Linked DNA regions of Homo sapiens: region 2 is linked to region 1. The links are chromatin contacts, found by Hi-C or POLR2A ChIA-PET in ENCODE. All regions are on one chromosome and are shown on one strand. The core of a region is the stretch at or near the end of the contact, and the rest is flanking DNA. Distances in the headings are between cores, read along the strand shown.

Region 1 (5,315 bases), core at 2,101-4,600:
TATTGTTCCTTTCACCTACAGTACAGTGCTATGTTCTTCCATAACGATGATTTATCTGGCCCCTTCCTTAATATAGTTGGAAATGCATTACTGTTTACTCTCCCTGAATCAGCACTGGCATCAGCTGAGACCTCAGTAGAAATACAGAATCTCAGTATCAGCTCCAGACCCAATGAGTCAGGATCTGCATTTCAAAAAGATACCCAAGTGATTTGTAAGCACATTACAGTTTGCTATGTACTGCTTCAGATAATTCAATTAAAAAATTTAAATTTAAAATGTTTTGATATCTTCTATATTTTATAGAAGATAGCAAAAAAGAGTAAGAAAAACACAGATATGTATTTGCCTTACAGGAAGTCTAACTCTAGGGAAGATTATTGAGGGAGAGGAGATTTAAATTCGATACACTAAGGACAGAGAAAAACATCTGCTTCAATAGAAAACTGCACTGTTGAGAGCACAGCCTTTCAGGTTTTCACATTCTGATTACATGGGAAGTCTGATTCTTTCAGCATCTTGGAGCTATTTTACAACTGTCAACTGTAGATAACCAACAGCAATGCAAAATAATTGTCTGTATTCTTGTAAATTCTATCTGCTGAAGGTTCAATGGACTTCCGTCTGACTGTGGAAGCAGCCAATTTTGCCCTCACTTGCACATTTATTTCAATATTCCTGCTCTATAAACATGTCTACTTTTAATTGTCATTTAAACTGGTTATAGCATCTTACCAGTTCCTATTTTAATAATCTTTTAACGCAAGAAAAGATTAATTTGCTCCAAACACTTTGGTCAATATAAAACCTAGTACTCTTCATGGAAGAAAAAAAATCCAGCTTCTTATAGGATAACAAGCAAACCAATAACAAAAACCCCAGTTTTAGAAAGATTCACCATGGTATAAATAAAATCCAGGTTTTCAATACTTTTCAATGTCAAATAATAAAAACACTTTTTGGCAAGTTGAATTTTGCTTGAGCCCTGTGCTGGCTCCTTATTAGCTATAATTTAAAAAATCCTCCCACCCTTGAGTTAGGTAAGACTCAAGGATCCCCCCTTGTTTACCTATGACCAGGCAAAAGAAAGACCCTCCAAATTCTCATTTTTTGCTTCAACTATGAATTTATGAATAATTTGCTGATCTGCTTGGCCCTACAGATCAAGTGGAACAAAATACTTGTTAATCAAACTTTAGTTTCTCTCCTTCCCCCAGGTTCCTGAGCTTTGGCCAACTCTCAGCCAGAGCCAAGGAATAACATTCTCAGATCTACTATTAGATCAAGCCACCCTTATATCCTACTTCCTCACACCAAAACTTTCTAGCACAGTTCACTCCTTGGAGATTCTTGCAGATCTTTTGGTTCTACCCATTGCAAAAGTCCCTTTTCTCCTTTTGTGATAACCCTTTTGAATAAAGTCTCTCCTAAGTCCAGATTTCTTATCTGACATTGTCTTTTAAAAATTCTGCATAGGAGAAAATTAAGACTTTCTGCTGCCTTAGGATTGACATCACTTTACTTTAGTGCCTAAATACAGCATGTTTTGTATTCTAAGATTAACATTTAATATTTTTGTAGCACTACCTAAGAATCAAAAGAGAATGAAATAAATGTAGAATACTTTGATTAGACCTCTCCTACTACCTTAGGCAGTAAACAAAAGTATTTGCTCCTCATACAATTTGAACGCTGCCAGCTCAGGGAATTATCCAGCTTTACTTTAAAACATCAGTAGTTTTAAAGAGTTCTTAAGCATTTTCTCTTGCTGCCCATTACCAAACGGTAAGGAAGGTAGATTAGGTTGAGGAAGCTGAGAAAACTCACACGCGGCCATGATGCTTGCAAGGTCTAGGACATTATCACAGGGGTTTCGGGGTGTTAATGCAGAACACCCCCCCCACCACTAACAAAACAGCAAAACAGCCACTAACAAAACAACAGCAGAGGGAATTGAGGATTAATTAGGGAACTCACTTTTTCTTCCTAAATTTGTAGGGGAGATGCAGAAATACCCGTTCCAATATGTTAATTTCCCTTAACATAGTTTTTTAGTTTGTTACCAGTCTCCTTATTAGTGGGAAAAGTAACATTTAGAGGAAATTTAACAAAACAAAAAATTTACTTCGTTTTTAGGTCAACTGATGTCTCTTTTATGAAAAACATAAAAAAAGTTTTCATGAAATGTTTTATGAAAAAAATTAAAGGCTTTTCTTGGCATAGGGTCTTACAACTTACACAGCGTCTTCCCAGATTATCTCTTATTTAATAAAAATATAATTTAATCTACCCCTACTCCCCAAATCAGGAGCTTTAGTTATGGGTACATACGCCTACAAAAGTCACGCATCCTGCAACTGTGAACTTTTTGTGCCTGTCATCTTCAAATACTGATTACCTATAACATGACAATTGGCCCAAAGGCAAAGAGGAGAGTCTCAATCCTCAGGAAGATCTAGGTACAATAAGAAAGGTAAAGGCAATTTAAAACAAAAATATAGTCCATAACACCATTGAAAAGATTTGGTTCAAGTGTGGTAGTCAGGACATGCCAGGTACAGTGCTTAGGGCAAACATCATTTCAGGAACCTTCATAGCCACCCTGAGGAAAGTACTATCATTCTCATTTACAGATGAAGAAACTCAAGCCTAGAGCTGTTGTTATCATGCCTAACAGAGTGCCCCCAAACCCTGCAATGATTCCCAACCCAACCCTGTAAGAGGCCACATACATTTCTTCCTTAGTTCACGGCTATTTACAAATGACTAAAACCACCAGATCCGTCCAGTGGGCACCTACTAAGTTCATGGTACCGGGATGGAAAAATAAACATTAGCCTTTGGCCTCAAACGGCCAGGGTTGAAAGGATTCTGATTTGAAAAATTAAAAACAAAAATAGCAGAGATAAAGGCTGTCTACGGAGTTCAAGGCCACAATAACCCTAAGTAGTTCACGTCAAAATCGTAGCTTTGAAGGTCCTGGGCCTACAGGACAGGCGACGACCCTCAGAGAGGTCAGAGGCGGCAGAACCTGTGCTGGGCTTTGACACAAGGCGTTGCGTCGCAGATGAACTACGCGGGGGTAGGGGTGAGAGGCCCCGGCCAGCAGCTGGAAATCCCCCTCACGTGTGCGGGCCTCCTCTTCCACCTCTCCCCGGGTTCCCCCGTTACGCCGCCGGGCTCCCTCGCCACCCAGGGGCCTGTCTCCACTCTCCCACTCCTCTCCAGGGCCTCCCCCGTTCCCCTTCCACCTTAGCTTGAGCTCTCCTCCGCCCGGCTTCGGGCAAGATGCGAGTCCACACAGGCCACACTCGACCGACCGCTTCCCAGCCAGTCCCCGCGCTACCACTGAGAGGACGGCAAGCGCGGGCTAGAGGAGCTCAACGCCACCACAAAGAGACGTCCGGGAGAAGCCTAGAGCGGACACGAGGCTGGCCGCCTCCGGGGACGGAAGGGGCGGGGCGGTGTGAAGTGGCAAATGATTCAAGGCGAGGCAAGAGGTGCTTCAGATGCTGTCTTTTGCAGTCCTCCGAGAGGTTAGGGATGTGGGAGGTCCCTGGGGGCCATCTCTTACAAGACACAGTTTCCACTAAATTGGATCGTATTTGTACATCTCTACACCTGTGCGTGATAGTAAACTTTTGCACCCAAATACCCCGACCCCTGAAGGAGAGTGTGAGTTAAAAGGATCTGAAGAACGGACCCTTTGTTTAAGGTCTCACATTCTATTTCTTTAATTCAAGCGAAATATATTCCAAAATGCATCTTTTATTGTAAGCTATAAAAATAGCTATTACTTCGAGTAAAATGTAGGCTCCAGGAAGATGCTTGTAAATTTTCTCAGAACAGAAATGGTATTTTTATTGTATCCTTATTGTCTGTCACAGTATAGGTGCTCATTAATTTTTAAAGTGGGTTTTATTATCTAGAATCCAGGAGAACTGAAAGTCTCTTAAAGATTCTTGGCCTTTTAATTATCTTAAGGTCGGGATAGCAGGGAAACAAAAACTTGTTTTAAACTCCCAGTGAAAAATGAGGAACAGGTAAATAAGACAAGCCCCACCAAGGCCCAAGCGTGCTAGTAATTCTCTGCATCTACTGTAAGCTGTTTTCTGCAGTGCGTCTATGGTCCTCCCACCACTTTCATACTGCTCGCCGACTAGGCAAGCGATTTGATGCCTAGAACTAGGGAATGACAGAAAGGAAAAAACAATGAATAGTTTCTTCAACTGTGTCTGCAGGAGGTTGCATTCTGTAATTCTTTTACTGTTTACTTTGTGGTTGGCACTTTGTTAAGCAATGATTAGACAAAAACAAAATTTATTTCTGCTTCCAAGGAGCTCACAGACTAGTGAGAGAGGAATAAACAGTTAATCACAGTGTGGTGTGAAAAGTGTCATAACAGAAACACATGGATATAAACAGGATAAAATGATAGGGGCTAAAGCAGGAGCGTTCTGGGAGGAGATTAATGCCTGCATGGAACTTAATTTGATGCAATTGTGACTTCCTAGTAAACTAGGCAAGCTATCCTAAAGGTAATGAAACAGAGAAGGCTCACAGATCAAATTAAGATTATTAAATAATATAGCCTATTCAATTTAAGTATCCAGTGAAAAGGTGAAAGAGTTGTGGTAAGTGGACACACTTAGGATAAGGTGCAAGCAAGTGGAAGGACGCCATCACCTGAATCATGGGTTAAGTAATGTTCATATATCCTATCTGCCACAACAGCCTTCTCCGCTGGTGGTATACTTACGAGGACCAGAGGTGAGGTGTCAGCAAGGAGGCCCACAGGTGGAAAGTGCTTTGGGCCAATGGTACACACCTGCTTTATTGGATAGACGCAGAGAAGTATGCCTGGTCACAGCCAGAGCTTACTCGGTAAGTTGTTGAACAGATACAGGTTTTATTTGCATTTCCTGGGCAGAGCACATATGAGACTATTCTAAGTGTGACCAATGGGTGGCTGATTTAGAGGTGACATAGTTAATAGCCCAGAGATGTCATGATTGCTCATTGCTTAGTTTTTCCATCCCTTTTTGGCTATCAGTGACTCTCTATTCCATCATATTTCTATTTAACTTTGGCATGTCTTATAGTTTACTAACTTACTCTATATATTTTACATAATCCTGCCTATGTTTCACAAAGTACATGCTTACTCATATTCTATATTTAAAATATGCTAGGAGTTTTGCATTTATCTCATAAGCTACTAGCTTAGTTACTGTCTATAGTTAACACTTCTTACGCCTTTCATCCATCCCTAAGGAAACTGCAAAGCCTTTCAGTATGGGTAGAGTGGAAAGCTG
Region 2 (5,056 bases), core at 1,022-3,521, 4.1 Mb before region 1:
TAGGCTATAAGGCATATGCATAATTCCTTTTGGAGGGCCCTGGGTGGAGGGAGAAGTGCCTAAAAGAAGTAAGCGGTTTTTACTAAGAGCAGCTAAAACTGAGGAACAGTAAGACATCAATGTGACTGCCAATCAGGACGATGTACACAGTGCCCTGAGATGTCATGGACAAAGGGGATGGCTGTATTTCAATTAAGAGCCTCCCAACTATAGATGTGTTTTGGAGTCAGCCATTTCTCACATGGGCAACTATGTAAGGTAAATCAACAGCAGGGACTTCAACAGTTCATGATTCTCCCAAACAAGGAAGAAGGCAGCTAGTCTCAGAATAAAGGGGAGTCCTTTAAAAATGAAAATATTACACCTGTAATCTCGGTACTTTGGGAGGCCAAGGCGGGCAGATCTCCTGAGGTCAGGAGTTCCAGTCCAGCCTGGCCAACATGGTGAAACCCCATCTCTACTAAAAATACAAAAATTAGCTGGGTGTGGTGGTGGACACCTGTAATCCCAGCTACTCGGGAGGCTGAGGCAGGAGAATTGCTTGAATCCGGGAGGCGGAGTTTGCAGTGAGTGGAGATCATACCACTGCACTCCAGCCTGGGCAACAGAGCAAGACTCCGTCTCAAAAAAAAAAAAAGAAAAGAAAAGAAAAAGAAAAAGAAAATATTTTGTTTTGTAAAAATCTCACTACTTTGTCCACACTTTTCTCAATTCACCGAGTATTCATGAAAACTTCAGTGTGAACCAGGATTTGCACCCACTGGGTAAGGAAAGAGTCTTGGGTCCAAGAAGCTGAATTCTAACCTTGTCTCTGCCACTAAGTAGTGGCACATCCTTTACTAAGACTCTACCTCTCTCTGGTTTACTTTAAGAGCTCATGAACCAACCTAATGGTATATAACAAAGAACAGGGCCAAGAGGGGAGATTTTCCAGGCCCTTGGAGGAGAATGGCAGCCTTTTCCCAAACAGGGAACCATTAAAGCAATCCATGAGCACTTAGCATTAATACCCCAGTTCACGAACCTGAGTTTTGAGCAAGAGCACTAGGCAGAATAGGGAAAACAGGGCTGCAGTCCTCTGTCTACCATTAACCAGCAGCCAGGGAACAGGGCAAGACCTTTAGACTCCCTGGGCCAATCTGCCAACAGTAGACTCAGACCAGATGTGGTCTCATCTAATCCAACCTCCTCATAGATGCCCTCTGAGACTCTGCAGCCGTGGGCACAGGCCAGGAATGCCTCCCCCACCACCAAGTTAAAATCCTACTCATTTAAAAAAATTCCTGTTCAAATGTCACCTGCTTTGTCCGGCCCACCTGGTCACTCCCTCTACATTCTACAGATAACCTCTATTAGAGCCCTCACCACGCTGGAGTGTAATCATCTGTTTATGTGTCTCGTCTCCCAGACTAGACTCTCAGCTTCTCAAGGGTGTTGTTCTTGCCGCACTGGAATTTGTACACCTTGCCCCGAACAGTGCCTAGCACCTACAGGTGCTCAAAGAATAGAATAAACGCATTAATCAATCCCTAATGTCACCCCCCAGCTCTAAAATGCTAGGCTTGACATTTTGAAGTGCAAATGAGACAATGAATGTAAAAGTTCTTTTATTTAGTCGTTTAATAATGTGCATAGTACGTACCAGTCACTGTGACTGGTGCTGGAGACCTCAAGATTGTAAAACACAATCCCTGCCCTGCTGGGACCCCACAACTATGAAAGCGTGTAAACAGTATTTCAAGAAGGGCACCATTAGAGCCTGGTTCCACTTCTCCCCTCACTGACTTCCTTGCAGCTGCAGCTCTCTGCCTCTTTCCCCATGAGCCCTCAATCTGTCCTCAAGCTGCGACCTCTGTCCCAGTTGGCAAAAGTGCAAAATTCTGAAGCAACCACCCGAGCCTGTCGCGGACAACAAAGCCTGCAGTCCCGCGCCCCACTACCCGGACCCCCCTCCCCTGCTTCGGCGAATGTAAAAGTCCGTCTGCACCGAAGGGGATCCCCCCTGCCCAGTGAGCCGCGGTACAGTCCCTCCAAGCGCCGCCCCGGGGGAAGCCGGGCCTTTACTTGCCGACGCCCCCGCTTTCTAAACGGACCTTCGGGCCCGCTCGGGGAGCACAGAGTGTACCTGCGCGGCCCGCTGCTCCTTCCAGTGCTGCATCTGGTCGCTGGCGGGATCCCGGCTGTCAGCCATAGCGTGCGGTTTGCTGTGCAGAACACTGCAGGAGGCCTCGGCTCGTGGGTCTCCACCCTCAGCAGGCAAATCTGCCTGTTGCCCCGAGTCCGTGGCGACTTCAGGCTCAGCCAATCAGCACCACCCCCTCGTCCCGCCCCCTCGGGAGGACTGCCTTCTGATTGGCTGCTCGGCGCTAGGCAGGCCAAGATTGGAAGCCCAATGGGCTCGGAGCAGGGCTCTCCGAAGGAGGCCTGAAGACCGGAGATACCCAGGAGGGTGCGGAAAGGAAGGGTCCCGCTCTGGCCCAGCAATTGGAGAGCCTCGCCCCGCCGGCCCGGGGTGCCCGGGATAGCCGAACCCAGGGCGGGGCTCCCGGTTATCAGCATCCTTCAGGCCGCCCTGGGACGCGGCCGTTGGTGGCCTGCCAGTTTTGCAGACGGAATACTTAGACCCTGCTGGGTGGGGCCTTGCGCTCCATAGCTATGCTTTCTCAGCTCTTAAAAAGTCAGCAATCCTGGGTTAAATTACTCTGTACAAAATTAAATTTTGCCATACGCTAATGTAAGTATTATTTGCAACCAAAGGATGGATGGATGCTTTTCTTTTTCTTTCTTAGCTCTTCTTAACTTATTCGTGGATTATCACTTACTAGACTAGTATACTAATTATTTAATATAAAAACACTCTGAAACGTTTATCTCCGTACAGATGGGTGTTGATTTCCTCCTTTACCAGAGAAAAACAACTTAACTTAGATGGGAAAAATGTATTCCCTTGTGATGGGAAAAATGTATTCAACTCTGGTACACTGCCAAATTGGCTTCTTTAAACACTGGAGAAATCTGCTTCCCCAAATTTTACCCCCAGGTAAGCAGGAATTTTGAAAAGCTTTGTGTCTTTAAAAAGCTATGTTGAAGAGTAAAATACTTAGTAATATATAGTACAATATTTAGTAAGTTACTGACTAGTTTGTCATTGTAATCAAAGAGTTTGAATGATTTCTACACCTCCTCAGGTGCTAGGATTTATCTTTAAGCACCTTAATATATATACATAGTATATACCATCATCTTCAAATTAAAAGTTATCAGCTTTTAATTTTTTCCAGTACAACTACATATAATGGGTGGATATATAATAGTGGAAACTTCACATGTTGTTCTTGATCTTACAAAAGTATGATAAGAATCTTGGGCATAAAAGTGGAACTTTAGCAGTTCATTGGAAAAGAAAGCCACAAATTGATCTTTAGCACCCTATACTTTTCCTATATTAAAAACAATTATAAAGATGCTGTTGGCTGTGTAATTTGGTGTCTTTTTCTACCTGCCCGATCCATACTGCCAAGACTGTAAACTCCATGTGGGTCAGGATCCTCCCATCCATAATTTATTGAGCACTTACTATATACCAGGGACTATTCTCAGCTTTTTGTATATTTGCTTAGTTAACCCTCCCAACAACCCTATGAGTTAGATACTAATATTATCTTCATTTTACAGATTAGGAAACAGAGGTATAGGGAGGTTAAATAACTTGCCCAAAGTTACACAGCTATTAAGGGATAGTCAGGATTCTAGCTTCAGCTGTTCATCTCCAAAGTCCACAGTTTGTTGAATAAATAAATGTTGAAATAATCGAGCAAATCATCTTCTTAACTAACCAACACAAATATCAACAAAATAAATAAGAGACCTGGAGTCATTTCTTAACCTTTATTCATTATATAAAAAAAAGCATGTTTTTTTTTCCTTTGTTTTTGTTACTATGGATTTGAATTCCTAAAGAATTATTTCTAGAGAAAGAAATGGAGAAACAAGACTGGTTTCTGATCTTGTCATATCTTGTATTTTAAAATAAAGGGCAGGCTTACAAGTAATGACAATAAATTTATAATGTTACATAGGAGGCTGGGTGCGGGGGCTCACGCCTGTAATCCCAGCACCTTGGGAGGCCGAGGCAGGCGGATCACTTGTGGCCAGAAGTTCGAGACCAGTCTGGCCAACATGGTAAAACCCCACCTCTGCTAAAAATACAAAAATTAGCTGGGCGTGGTGGCACACGCCTGTAGTCTCAGCTACTCAGGTGGCTGAGGCGAGAGAATCACTTGAACCCAAGAGGCGGAGGTTGCAGTGAGCCAAGATTGTGCCACTGCACTCCAGCCTGGGTGACAGAGTGAGGCTTCATCTCAAAAAAATTAAAAATTAAAAAAAGTCACATATTAGGTGGAAGTTCTATCGACTATAATTACAGCTTAAATGAAAACACTTCTTAAAATCAGCCCTAGTTAAAAAATACTTGAAACCAAACCAATACAATTACCTAAAGGTAATTGCAAGTGATTGGTTAGGTAAACAAATTGGGTTCTAGGTTTTAATATTTTAGTCATATGAATTCATGGGTATTTTTATTGATATAAATAAAAATGTTATTTTAAAAATGCTGTTCTCTGAAGTCAATTTTCAGAACTCAATGAAAATAAAATATACTGGCACAAGACATACTGTTATTAATCCTGGTATCAACAAATTTGAAACCAAGCTTGCAAAGTAGACCATGTAACAAATGTTCAAGAAAAACATTTGAGTACTCAGCTAGGAATCTTTATAGACAAATTTTATTTCATCAGTATTGCAAGAAAAGAATGGAGAGAATGAACATCATGTGTTGTTGGATGACAGGCATACAAGACAGCACAAGGGGTAATTACTCTGTTCTGATTCCACCCATCCTCAGAGAGGCCGAGAATGTTCTACATATTTCAGTTTCATTCTCTTCACAGTGGCCTTGTGAGGTAAATTCAGAGTTAGGCAAAAAGGAAGAGAAAAGAACACAACAAGAAACAAAGAGAGTTACAATTCAGTATTGGCTGTTGGCTTTAAG

The links. A loop is a pair of places that touch in the nucleus more often than their neighbours do. ChIA-PET counts read pairs that join two places held with the same protein, here RNA polymerase II (POLR2A). Pooled maps may share reads with other maps.
Region 2: a loop to region 1 is called in a map of CD8-positive, alpha-beta T cell, with 13 times the contacts of the local background. The contact joins the promoter of CAT here to the promoter of ARL14EP in region 1. A Hi-C loop is called at or near these places in 2 of 168 maps with a recorded cell type or tissue (both CD8-positive, alpha-beta T cell) and 8 of 50 pooled maps. POLR2A ChIA-PET finds 5 or more read pairs at or near these places in 1 of 52 experiments (OCI-LY7).

The regions. Positions count from the first base shown.
Region 1 is chr11:30,321,139-30,326,453 of GRCh38, reverse strand. ARL14EP (ARF like GTPase 14 effector protein) reads right to left here and starts at 3,350. Exons shown (of 4, transcript NM_152316.3): 1 at 3,252-3,350. ARL14EP-DT (ARL14EP divergent transcript) reads left to right here and starts at 3,508. Exons shown (of 2, transcript NR_187437.1): 1 at 3,508-3,536. RefSeq lists silencers at 3,121-3,250, 4,905-4,964 and enhancers at 3,321-3,570, 3,083-3,688.
Region 2 is chr11:34,436,149-34,441,204 of GRCh38, reverse strand. It overlaps CAT (catalase), which reads right to left and starts at 2,271. Exons shown (of 13, transcript NM_001752.4): 1 at 2,126-2,271. The coding sequence starts at 2,191. LOC105376622 (a long non-coding RNA gene) reads right to left here. Exons shown (of 3, transcript XR_931180.3): 3 at 4,883-4,959. RefSeq lists enhancers at 1,939-2,238, 2,409-2,458.